Linked DNA regions of Homo sapiens: region 2 is linked to region 1. The links are chromatin contacts, found by Hi-C or POLR2A ChIA-PET in ENCODE. All regions are on one chromosome and are shown on one strand. Each heading gives the region's core, a stretch centred on a gene start or an enhancer-like site at or near the end of the contact. The rest is flanking DNA. Distances are from core to core; before and after follow the strand shown.

What was found. Hi-C counts contacts between places; a loop is a spot of excess contacts on that map. ChIA-PET counts read pairs that join two places held with the same protein, here RNA polymerase II (POLR2A). Pooled maps may share reads with other maps.
Region 2: a map of uterus shows a loop between it and region 1 (4-fold over the local background). The contact joins the promoter of CLCNKA here to the promoter of FAM131C in region 1. A Hi-C loop is called at or near these places in 10 of 168 maps with a recorded cell type or tissue (A673, Caco-2, GM11168 and 6 more), 4 of 37 single-sample maps with no recorded cell type and 5 of 50 pooled maps. POLR2A ChIA-PET finds 5 or more read pairs at or near these places in 3 of 52 experiments (Panc1, activated T-cell and naive thymus-derived CD8-positive, alpha-beta T cell).

What each region holds. Positions count from the first base shown.
Region 1 is chr1:16,071,226-16,077,114 of GRCh38, forward strand. FAM131C (family with sequence similarity 131 member C) reads right to left here and starts at 2,426. Exons shown (of 7, transcript NM_182623.3): 1 at 2,196-2,426. The coding sequence starts at 2,217. RefSeq lists a silencer at 2,321-2,480 and an enhancer at 2,689-3,188.
Region 2 is chr1:16,018,878-16,024,766 of GRCh38, forward strand. It overlaps CLCNKA (chloride voltage-gated channel Ka), which reads left to right and starts at 3,159. Exons shown (of 20, transcript NM_004070.4): 1 at 3,159-3,186; 2 at 3,736-3,842; 3 at 4,923-5,051; 4 at 5,886-5,889. The coding sequence starts at 3,743. It also overlaps a transcript of HSPB7 not described here.

The sequences.
Region 1 (5,889 bases), core at 1,176-3,675:
GGTGCAGGCACCAGGGCCGAGGGCTGGCTGTGAGTGCAGAGACTGAGGCCCTAGGCTGTGGAGTCAGCATGCCATGGTTTAAATCTTGGCTTATACTATCCTAGCTGTGTGGCCCTGGACAAGTCACTCCACTGCCCTCTGCCTCAGTTTTCCCACTTGTAAGATAGGGACTGTGTTCATATATAACCCAAACTAGCTTTATCTGCCTAAAACTTTCAGACTAGTATGCACTCGGAGAGCATCAGTGATAAGGAGAGGGCAGGGTGGGTCAGTGATGCAGCCACCCAGAGTCTCTGGGACCCTGGCTGTCCCCTGCCCACATGGCTCCCCATATTCCTTTCACCTCAACCCAACTTTCCTGGATGCATGTTGAGACTGCCAGGGGCCCCGTCCTCTCAGGAGGGGGACAAGGCTGGACTATACAATTAGATCTGGGGGGCGCTGAGGAAGCCCAGGCTGCAGAAGGAAGGGTGGAGAGAGCGTATCTTGGCTGCTGTGGCCCCAAAGAGCCCTGGCAGAGGGGGCGGTGGAGGGAGCCCCAGGTGTGGGGTCAGAGGACCTGGGCCCCAGCCTCTCAGGGTGACCTTAGCAGGCGTCTCTTCCTCCCCGGCCTCTGTCCCATGCTCAGTGGGTTCTCAGCTCAAAGGCCAGTCCTTCTGGGCTGGGACCCCAAGGTGCCTGATATGGGGTGGCCAAGTGAAGGGGAAGGGACACTGAGGAAACACTCAGATCCCCTCCACCTGGAGCTGGCCCCAGCCAGAGACTGCCTAGAACCTTTGGGGTTTCTGGAGCCTGGTGCTCCTAAAGAACCCTCAGCACTCCTCACTCTTCAAACTTCCTTCCCCTCCCGCTAGGCTGCAGGCCTCCCGTACCAGGTGCTGTGCTGGGTTCCTTGCTGCTGGATGCCCAGCATGCACACGGTGCCTGGCACACGGCAGCTATCATGTTAATATCAGCTTAATGCATGGATAAGTAAAGGAACCCCACACAGCCTGACCCTGTACCTTCCCCTTCCCCAGCCGGGATTCCACCCCGATACCTCCCAGAGACATCCTGAGCCACTTACCTGAATGCCCACAGGAACTCCTGAGCAGAAGCCCTTCGAGTCCAGAGGATGGGGGAAGGTCATTGTGCTCCTTGCTCAATACCCCCAGGACAAGGTCCCCTCTATTCTGGGTAAGCTACTAGGGGTGATGGGTGTGGTGGTGGTCAGTGGGTTTGGCCTCAGCCTGCAGAGCCTGAACCAAGGCCAAAGCCACCCCCACTCCCAGTCACACCCCCCTGATCCCACTGTGGGGTGAACAGACCAAGGTGGGAGAAGGGCTCAGCCCAATCGCTTGTCTAAAATGTTGCCCAACAGCCTGTTGGAAAGCTGGTGGTGATGGGTGGGGGTGGAGGTAGGGGGCTCCAAAGACCAAACTGCCCATCCCCCAATCTCTGTGCAAGACTGTGTGTCCCCTCCTCACAGATAGAAGAGGCTGGGGCCTGCCCTGGGCCCCCAGGCAAGGGCAGGTCCCCTCCACCTCCTTGGGTACCACGTGGGGGAGAGTGGAGGGTGACAGGTCAGACACAGAGAGAAAGGCCCAGGGGTAACTGGGAACATCAGCTGTGCTCTGGCCCTTCTGTCCCCTGTCCAAGGATGGGGGTGGGGAGGAGGATTAGGGGGCAGGGGAACCTTCTTTATAACCTGTGCCCCACCATTAACCCTTTCCTGCCAACAGGGTTCAGGGGCTCTGCAGATGGGGGCACCCGGTAAGACGTGGGAAGGGGCTGTGGGGGTGAGCTGGTAAGACCTGTGTCTTGGGGAGGGGTGGGAAAGGGAGGGTCTGCTAGTTCTCCCGGTGCCCGCAGTTCCTCCGGGAAGCCAGGAAGAACCAGAGCTGGTTCCCAGGCACCCGGCAGGGGGTGTGTGGCTGTAGGGATGAGAGCGCGGCACGGCACGGGACCCTGCTTCGTGTCACCTGCGGGGCTGCAAACTGGGGCGGGGATGCGGTGACCTCTGCACGTGCGCTCTCTGCGCTGCCCCCGCCCCCTACCGTCCCTAGCTCTGTCCCCCTCAGGACGCCGCGTCCCCAGGGGTGCGGCGGGGCCGTGAAGGGCGGGTCGCCAGCCCCATCCCCCAGGTCTCCGAGCGGCGAGGGGACTGCGCGGGTCCCCGGCACCCGATCCCCCCGCCCCCGGCCGGGCCCCCTCACCTCGCGACACGCAGGAGCCCATCACGGGGCCGCGGGGCCGGGCCGCTGCGCCCGGGGTGCGTGGGGCCGCGGGGCGTTCATGTCTCCGCGGGCCCGGGGCTGAGCGCTGCGGAGCCAGAGGACGGGCGGGGCGGGGGGCTCGGGCGCCCTCAGCTCGGCCTCAGCTCCAGCCTGGGTCGTCCCTGCTGCCGCCGCGCCCGGCTCGCCTCGCGCCGCCGCCTCCCGCGCAGTGCCCGCCGCTGCCAGGGGAGGGCGACACCGCGGGGCGCGGCGGGCGGGGCCCGGGGGAGCGCAGCCGGGAGGCTCGGGCACACCTGTGGCCGCAGCGCGCGGGAGGGCCATCTCTGTCCCTTCGGGGCTCCCCCACCTCCTGGGGTTGCCCGGGCTGAAGGTCAGGGAAGGGGACAGAGGGGGCGGGGAGACTCCTGGCATTTGGGGCACAAAGTAAACAACATGAATTTAACCACACCAACGACGACTGGGCACGAAGGCTTGGGAGCGAGGAGGGGTGCGCGCAAGAACAACAGTTCCATTGGGCCTATTTTTAGAGGATGAAAGTGAGGCTCGCAGAAGTTAGAGGCCTTGCCTGAGAGCCCTAAGCTGTGAGTTCAGCGACTTTTGACTGTCAGCGCCTCATTCAGAGCTATTGAAATTAACATATGCAAAATAATATATGCCCAGAGGTGGGGTAGAGAGAGTGCGGGTAGATAGTGCGCTGGTGGCCTGGCGGCGGGATGAAGGGTCTCCAGCGATGGTTGAAGAGGGGGGCAAGGCTGCCTCTCAGGGCTTGTCTAGGGCAGAGTAAACTGAGGCACAGGTTTTTTTCCCCAGCCCTGGACGGCCTCTGTAGTCATTCACACTTACTCGCACGTACCTACACACACACTCTCCCATGTGTACATACCCCTCATTCACACACTGATGGTCATACACACACATATATATGCACACTTGCATTTACATACACGCACACACACTCACATACCTACACATGAATACACAGTCTCCCATGTGTACATACCCACTCACACCCACACAATGACAGTTATACACTCACATTGAAGCACGCTTGCATTTACACACACACACACACACACACATCCCAGCTCCTGAGGTGTGAAGATCCTTTAGCAAAATTTCCCATGCACACAGCACTCAATGTCAGTGTCTGAGACCCTCACTCACACATAGCATCTCGCTCTCTCCTTCATGCCCACCTGTGCATCAGGCAGGGCAGGCACTCTTGTGTCTGTTTTCCAGTTGAGGCAGCCAGGTTCACTGGTGGCAGCAGAGAAATGTTTTGAAGAATGAATAAGGAGGGGCCAGGCGCGGTGGCCCACGCCTGTAATCCCAGCACTTTGGGAGGCCAAGGCAGGCAGATCACTTGAGGTCAGGAGTTCGAGACCAGCCTGGCCAATATGGTGAAACTCCGTCTCTACCAAAAATATAAAAAATTAGCTGGGTGTGGGCTTGGCACAGTAGTTCATGCCTGTAATCACACCACTTTGGGAGGCCGAGGTGGGCGGATCACCTGAGGTCAGGAGTTTGAGACCAGCCTAGCCAACATGGTGAAACCCCGTCTCTACTAAAAATACAAAAATTAGCCAGGCATGGTGGTGGTGGGCGCCTGTAATCCCAGCTACTCAGGAGGCTGAGGCAGGAGAGTTGCTTGAACCCAGGGTACAGTGAGCCAAGACCATGCCACTGCACTCCAGCCTGGGCTACAAGAGAGAAACTCCATCTCAAAATAAATAAATAAATAAAAAGCTAGGTGTGGTGGCACAAGCCTGTAATCCCAGCTACTCGGGAGGCTGAGGCAGGAGAATTGCTTGAACCCGGGAAAGTGGAGGTTGCAGTGAGCCGAAATCGTGCCACTACACTCCAGCCTGGTCGGCAGAGTGAGACTCTGTTTCAAAAAAAAAAAAAAAAAAAAAAAAGAATGAATAAGGTTTGAGGCAGCAGCGTGGGATAGGGCTGGAGGCCTCTCAAGGGGCAGGATCTGGGCCAGGGCGCACTGCCAGAGCAGCTGAGCCAGGGAGTGGGTGCTGACTTCTTTCTCTTTCTCTAAGCTAGGTGCTCTCTGCCCAGTAAAGTCCGGGTGGAGAGCGGTTCTGTGCCTGGCCCTGGTGTCAGCAGACCTGGGTGAATGAGGGCTTAGCTCACACAAGCTGTGCGACCTTGGGTAAGTTGCTTCGCCTCTCTGAGTCTCAGATTTTTCATCTGTTAACTTAGGGTAAAAATCCCACCTCGTGGGATTGCTGTGAGGGCTGATGAAATTAATATATGCAAAATCACTGGCACGTAGTAGGTACTCAACTTAGGACTAAAAATAAATAATAGTGATAGTGAACACAAACAGGTATGATGTGTTATTACTCCACCACAGCTTCCCGACAGCCACAGGGAAGTCTGAGAACTTCCGTTCAACAGATGCATATAAAGCACCTACTGTGTGCCAGTGTGAACAAGACAAATGTGCCAATCCTTGAGTCAGCGCTGTATTCAGTCACAGTTGCTCAGAGCCCCCCTAACTGTACCCTCCAGGTCTGGCCTTGGAGAGGGTGGCTCAGAAAGGACAGCCTGCTATCACCTTGGATGCCCTGGTGCCAGGTGTGTGCCTGCCCTTGTGTGGAGAAGGAAAGGCGGATCTGCCTGTGCCAGGCTCTGGGGTCCCGTCCTGTGTGGCCTGGGCTTGTAAAGGCAGTGGTGTCCTTCTCTTCTTCCTGTCACGGAGTGACTGGATCTGGCTTGGAAGGAGGGCTCTGACTCACTATGACGCAGGATGCTCCGTCATGGCAGCTGATGCTCCCTGCTGGCAGCCTGACAGCTTTGGGGGTAGATGGGACAGGGAGAGGGACACTTGAGAAGACGACAGGGCAGCTCACAGGGGAGAGGATGCCTGGTCACCCCACTGTGCCCCATTTAGCCTAAGCCAGGGACAGGAGGGCAGGGCAAGGCAGTGGCCCCACCTAGGGTCCCTTGCTGACCCACTCAGAGATGTGGCTGGGCTGGAGATCTGGCTCTCCAGCCTCTGGTGTTCATGCTGGTCAGTTCCACATTGACTCAATCCTCTCCTTGTACACATTGGCACTCAGAGAGGGGCAGGGGCTTGCCCAAGGTCACACAGCAAATCAGTGGTAGAGCGGGGACTAGAACCCAGGTCTCCTGCCTCTCAGCCCAGCCCTGGCACCAGCCTGAGACCAGGCCACGCAGGGCCGGTGGCTCTCCTTGCACGCTCACATTCACCTTGGAATTCTGCTGAAGTAGACGATGTCCAGACAGCTCTGAGCTGTGTGGTTGTCCTCCCCGGGGCCACACTGTCCTTTCCCAGTTCACCCCATAGCCCATCTGCCCTGTGACCTTCCACTGCCCGCCCCCAGGGCCCTCTTTGCCATGCCGCTGCTGGGCTAGAGTGGAGAGGAGAGAGTGTCCAGGCTGTGCCCTTCACACCTAGCAGCCCATTCTCTTGCCATGATTTCGGGGATCCAGGCAGAACCCCCACTCCGGTGGCCTTGCTCCGAGCATGCATCAGCCCTGAGTGCCTGGCCCTGATTGGCTGGGCACTGGAGCGTGAAGAGGAGCTGCTGCAGGGTTTGATCAGAGAAAGATTAATCAAGGCCAACCATTACAGCGATGAATCAGACCAGGCCCTGCCCTGGCAGCCCTGGGGGTGGGGCGGGGACGCTGCAGGAGC
Region 2 (5,889 bases), core at 1,909-4,408, 52 kb before region 1:
CCGTTTGATCCCCACACAGCTGGGAGGGTGGAGGGGCTCTTCCCATGTTACGGACGGGGAAGCGAAGCCTCTTGGAAAGGGCGGGGCTCGCAGTTGCGTAAGTGGCAGAGCTGGGATTCGAACCTAGATGTGTTGGACCCAAAGCCCTTCAGAGGCCGAGGTGGTTTGAACATGTGCCTATGGAGACAGGCTGGCCCGGAAGAGCCAGAGAAGCCCCTCCCTACCCACCTGCTTGCTCAGCAAAGCTGGGACTGACCTTGCCCTGGGCCAGGGTGGAGGCCATTCTGAGAGGCGGCCAGGCCCTCTGCTCTGCCCAGGTTGCAGTTAAGGGCCTCTGCTGTCCTCTCCAAATCCGTCCCTTCCGTCCCAGATCAGCTCCAATGCCTCCTCCCCCAGGGAGGCCTCTCTGACTGCTCCTGCTCACATGGGCCCACACCCAGTCCAGATGCCCCCAGCACTGACTGTCTTTGTCCTCCCACAGCACCTGGCAGTGTGACATAGTCTTCCTGTGTGCTGTGACTCTCTGCTGTGTCCCTTCTTCCCTATCCAACTGGCAGTTCCCACGGGGGCGAGGGTTCACCTGTCTCCCCATTAGATTGAAGGTTCTTGAAGACGGGCAGTTTCTCTTTTGTCTGAGCCCCCTACAACCCAGTCTGGAGCTTCATCCTGGAGAGCTCCTTCTACAGGGGTATTAGCGGTGCTGGTGGTATGTGGAGTGGAAGCAGAGCAGGGCACAGGGCACAGCGGCGGGCCAGGCTGTTGCCTGGAGCAACAGGGCCTGTTGCCTCTGGCAGAGTTTCCTGCCCGTGTCGGGGCCTGTGACACCCAGCCTGGCTGAGGGGTTTCTAGGGCAGCTGGGAAGCCACCAGCACTGAGGTGAGATGGAGAGAGGGTGGGGCGGGGTGGGGGGCCCAGAGCCTGCCGCTCGCCAGGGAAACAGGAGCCGGTGGCTAAATGCAGACACACTGTCATGGTGCTGAGGGCCTGAGTCACTGCCCCTGGATGTCAGATCCCGTTACCCACCCCCGCCCACCATTCCTCCTCCCCTTTTTCCCCCTTCCCGAGGCATCACCCACACAAATACTGGATCCTCTGGCTTCACTGACCCAGAGGGACCTCAAAAGGTCATCAAGGACATTCCCCTGCCTCTACCTTCAGATCACAGAGACAGAAGGAGCTACAAAGATGATGCAGTCCTTTGAATCCCAGTCACCCAGGAGAGCTTTTCACAAACACAGACCCTTTCCTTGGACCCCAGGATTTTGATTTGGGATCTGGGGAAGGGACCTCACATCTCTTCCCATCAGCTCCCCACACAGCCAGCTCATAGGCCAGTGATGAAGCCCTCATCACTCAGTAGGTATTCATTGAAACCTTGCTATAAATAGGTGCTGGGCACTGTTCTAGGCTCTGAAGGACTCAGAGATGAATAAGGCAGAGACAGGCCCCTGCTTCCAGGCTCACCTCATCATACAGAAGAGGAAACTGAGGCTCTAGTTGATGAAAGAGTTAGGGTCAGCAGAGCTGTGCTGGCTTCAAACCGGTCATCCTGCTGAGCCACCCTGGCTGCCCTCTTCTCAGCCTCCTGGTGCACACAGGGCTGGGGGGTGAGGGTAGATGTGGACGTGCAGTGCTGGCTGTGGGACAGTAGCCAGCAGCTGCCCCAGACCAGACACTGGAAATCGGGATGTTGACAGGGCAGCCAGTTCTGGTGCTGTGCAGAGTCAACAGGTCGGGGTGGCCAAGGTGAAGGTGGGCTCGAGTCCATACAGAGCGGCAACTCCCATCCCACCTCCCACAACACACATCTTTGATTTTGATTTGACTTGCCTGGCATCTAGGGGCAAAGGGTGGCCCAGGGTCCCAGATTTTAACAATCATCCAAGGGCTATCATAAGCTTCAGAGGGTGGCTTTGTCTGGGTGGGAGTGGAGGCAATTGTCCCCAACCTCTTGCCCAAAAGTGGCATCAGACACAACTCTTCTGTTCTGTGCCCAAACCATTGCCCTGGTTCAGCCTCAGGAGCTGGAGGAGCTTTGGGCAGGGGAAGAGCTGCACAGTGTGGGGCTGGGTTCAGCCTCTGCTGTGTGACCTTGGATGAGTGACTCACCTCTCTGACCATCTACAAAATGGCGAGGCTCTCCCCATTCACAGGGTGTGGGAAGGAGGACTTGAGCTGCAGATGTGACGCTCCTGACACGTCGCAGGCACACGGCAGGTGCTTGTTCCTCGCCATGTCCCCTCACACCTGTGCTGCCATCCTCTGTTGGGGTGGGACAAACTCTGTGGAATTACCCAGAAGTCCCCACCAGAGCCGCTGGCCCTTGGACGTGTGCTTTGAGAAGCATTTCCTGAGCCTGGAGGGTCTGGACACAGGATCAAGTCCGAGTTCCTGACCCCAATTCACTGCCTTGCCCCAGGTGTCGGCCTCCTCGCCAGCCCTGGACAAGATGGGTCATCAGGATGGGACCGTGTGGCACAGCCTGCGGGCTTTGGAGCCAGGCAAACCTGGGCTGGGAATCCTGGCTCTGCCTCGGCCTCCGTGATCTTAGACAGGCAGCCCCAGCTCCCTGAGACACCATTTCTCTACAACGGGATCACGCTGCCTGCCTCGTGGGATTTCCGTGGGCACTCAGGGTAATTAATCTGGGAGAAGGCTGACTCTCTACCTGACACACAGGGAGGCTGTGGTCATGCTGGCCCCACTCACCATTGCCCCCCTGCCTTCTCCTTCCCTTCCCAGCCTCCTCCCCTCTCCCTCTGTGCTTTTTCAAACCTTCCATGTCCAGCTCTGAGACCCCTGGACCCTGAGTCTCAGCCTTGGCAGATGACCCCTCTCTGTCCTGCTGTGTGCATGAGCTCCCCCTTCCCAGCCCTCGTCCAGCAGCACCCAGGAGCCTGAGTACAGCTGGGCACCACCCTCTGTGCAGCTGTGATGGGTGGGGAGGCTCCTGCTCCCCTTCTCTCTTGGCAGTTCTGCCCTGCACAGCTCTGGCCTCCACAGTTCTGGTTGGTTTGTCAAGGACGTTTTTAATCTCCATGGTAAACCCCGGCCGGCGGGGAAGGGGGGTGGCAGGGAGAGAGTGATGATTGGTAGAGCATATACCTGTCCAGGTGCACTGGAGCTGGGAGCAAAGGAGGCTCTGTGAGAGGAGGGCCAGTTCAGCCGCAGCAGGAGGACTGACAGGTGAGGGGTCTCTGGGCGTGGACTGGAGTATGAACCTGGAAGGGCCAGGCAGGCAGGGCATAGGGGATGGTAGGGGCAGTAGCCAGCACCTCACTTTGGCTTTGCAGAGGCCTTCTGGTCCTGGGGTTTTCCTGCCTCTGTGACCTGAGCTGTCGGGGAGAAAGGAGGGTGCTCCGAGATTGGCAGGGAGAGTCGGAGCCATCCATGGGACTCTGCAGTGAGAGAGTCACAGCCCTGGGCAGAGACTGCTCCCAGTAGTGGAAGCACCAAGCGACCCAGGAGGGTGGGAGCGGTGTCCACAGTCTGCTGCTGGACACAGGGGGACACCTAGGAATCCCACCCTCATCCCACAAAATGACACACACAGGCACACACCCTCAGTGACGGAACCTCAGGGATGAGGGCACACACAGACCTAGTGTGATAACACACACACACACGCACAATCCTTCCTCTTCATTTGGGTGGGGAGAGCACTGGAAGGGCCCAGAGGCAGCGCGAGGACGTGCAGCAGCTCACCCGGGTCCTTCCCTCCATCTGCTTCTCCAGGGGCCTGATGGAGGAGTTGGTGGGGCTGCGTGAGGGCTTCTCAGGGGACCCTGTGACTCTGCAGGAGCTGTGGGGCCCCTGTCCCCACATCCGCCGAGCCATCCAAGGTGAGAGCCAGGTCCTCTTCCCTACCCGCGGGGGACCACTCAGGACATCATTCCTGCCTGGCTCCCACCCCACCTCTCTGCCCAGGAACCACCCTCCTGTCATTTGTCCAGGACATGACTGCCCAAAGTCTCCTGGGTGGCAGGGAGGGAAGGGGTCTGTCTGTCCAGCTGTCTGTGGGTCAGATGGGCCAGGCATCTGCCCTCTGCCTTTCAGGAGATACAGCCCAAGGCCTGGTCACTGTGCCTATCTTCCACCCAGGCCTCTCCCTCACCTACCTGTGCCAATGAGGGGACGTGGGGGTTAGCTGCTGGGACAGCTGGGGGCACAGCAAGGGGCTGGGGCAGCCTGCACTTGGCACCCTTCCTTGGAGCCCCATGTGCCTTGTTCACTTTGAGACCTGACTGTCCCCTCAGCTACGGGGCAGAGCAAGTAGGGACCACAGAAGGAGACTAAGTGCAGTGCCAGTGGCTGGTGCCCACAGCCAGTGAGGGCCAGCTCCCAGGCTGGGCTGCAGCCAGCGGGCCAGGGGCATTGCTGGGGACCCAGAGGATACCTGGCGCCACAGGCCCTGGGACACGCAGAAGTCTGCTAGACCCTGGTGCTCTCTAAGCTATGGATCCTGCAGGGATACAGGTGAAAGCTATAGCTGCCAGCCCCCTTCACACTCCCTGTCCCCCAGGAACCTCCCAGTACAGGCACGGGTGGGGAGAGTGGACAGGTCAAAGGCCTTCTGGCAGGGGCAGCAGTCCTGGCATCCACTGTGCCACCACTGTCACCTGCCACAAATCCTGCCCAGCCCCCAGTGTGAGGCAAGCCAGCAGAGGGTAGCTCCAGGCTCACTCAGTGGTGGCCTGAGGTTCTGTTCAGGGCTCCTCCATCCTGACACAGCCATCTGCCAGTCCCAGTGCGAGGAACGTGGACAACTTGCATTCCTCTCTGACTCAGGCGGGGCCCCCTCAGGACTACCCCAGACTCAACTACCAGGGTCCTCCCTGCCTGGAGCCAAGCAGACCTCCAGGGAAGGGGCTGTCTGTGCCCCTTGCCCCAACATAAGCTGGGACTCCGATACCCTGCCCCAGGTGGCCTGGAGTGGCTAAAGCAGAAGGTGTTCCGCCTGGGAGAAGACTGGTACTTCCTGATGACCCTCGGGGTGCTCATGGCCCTGGTCAGCTATGCCATGAACTTTGCCATCGGGTGTGTGGTCCGAGGTAACTCTTCCCTGGCAGGTGCTGCTCTGGGCCAAGGGATTCTAGGCACGCTCTGGGGATACCAGATGGGCCACCAAGTGCAGCGGTGCAGGGACGGACCTGGGTGCGGGGAGGGCTCTGGCTCTACTCCTGATTTGCTCTGTGATCCTGGGCAGGCTCCTGCCCCTCTCTGGGCCTCAGTCTCCTCAGCCGCACAAGGAAGAGAGACCTGAATATTCCCAAGAGCCCTTCCTCCTCTGAGCTCTCTGGCTCCTCTTCCAGCCACCCCGTTCCTTCTCCTTCCCTCCTCCGTGCCTTGGGGCAGGAGTGGGGACACTTGCCTAGATCACCAAACTTGGAGTCTTCCCCCTGCTCCCTCAGCAGCCTGCCTCCACCCTGAGGCCTCCCTGGAAGAGGGGGTGTGGGCAGGAAGGGTCTAAGACACTTTCTCTGGAGACCCTCAGCTGCCAGAAGCAGCACCTACTATGGTGTTACGGTGTTTGGTGCTTCACACCTGTGTCATGTAGTTCTCAGTGGCCCTTTAGTCTTTAATGTCTTTAGTCTTCAATGAGCCTGTGAGGAAGAGCCAATCACTAGCCCACTTGGCAGATGGGGAAACTGAGGCTCAGAGAGGCTGAGTGGCTTGCCCAAGGTCACTCAGCTAGGCAGTGGTAAACCTGGGATATGGACCCAGGGTCGTACTCCTGCCTTTTCTTGGGGGTCTGCACCTCACTCTGTGGCCTGGTCCTCCCCTCTTCGTGACTCCATTTCCTGGTCAGTAAGTGGGCACCACAGTGTCTGGCCCTGAGGGCTGCAGAGGCTGTGGGTGCCTCCCTGATACGCGGCTGTCCCCAGCACA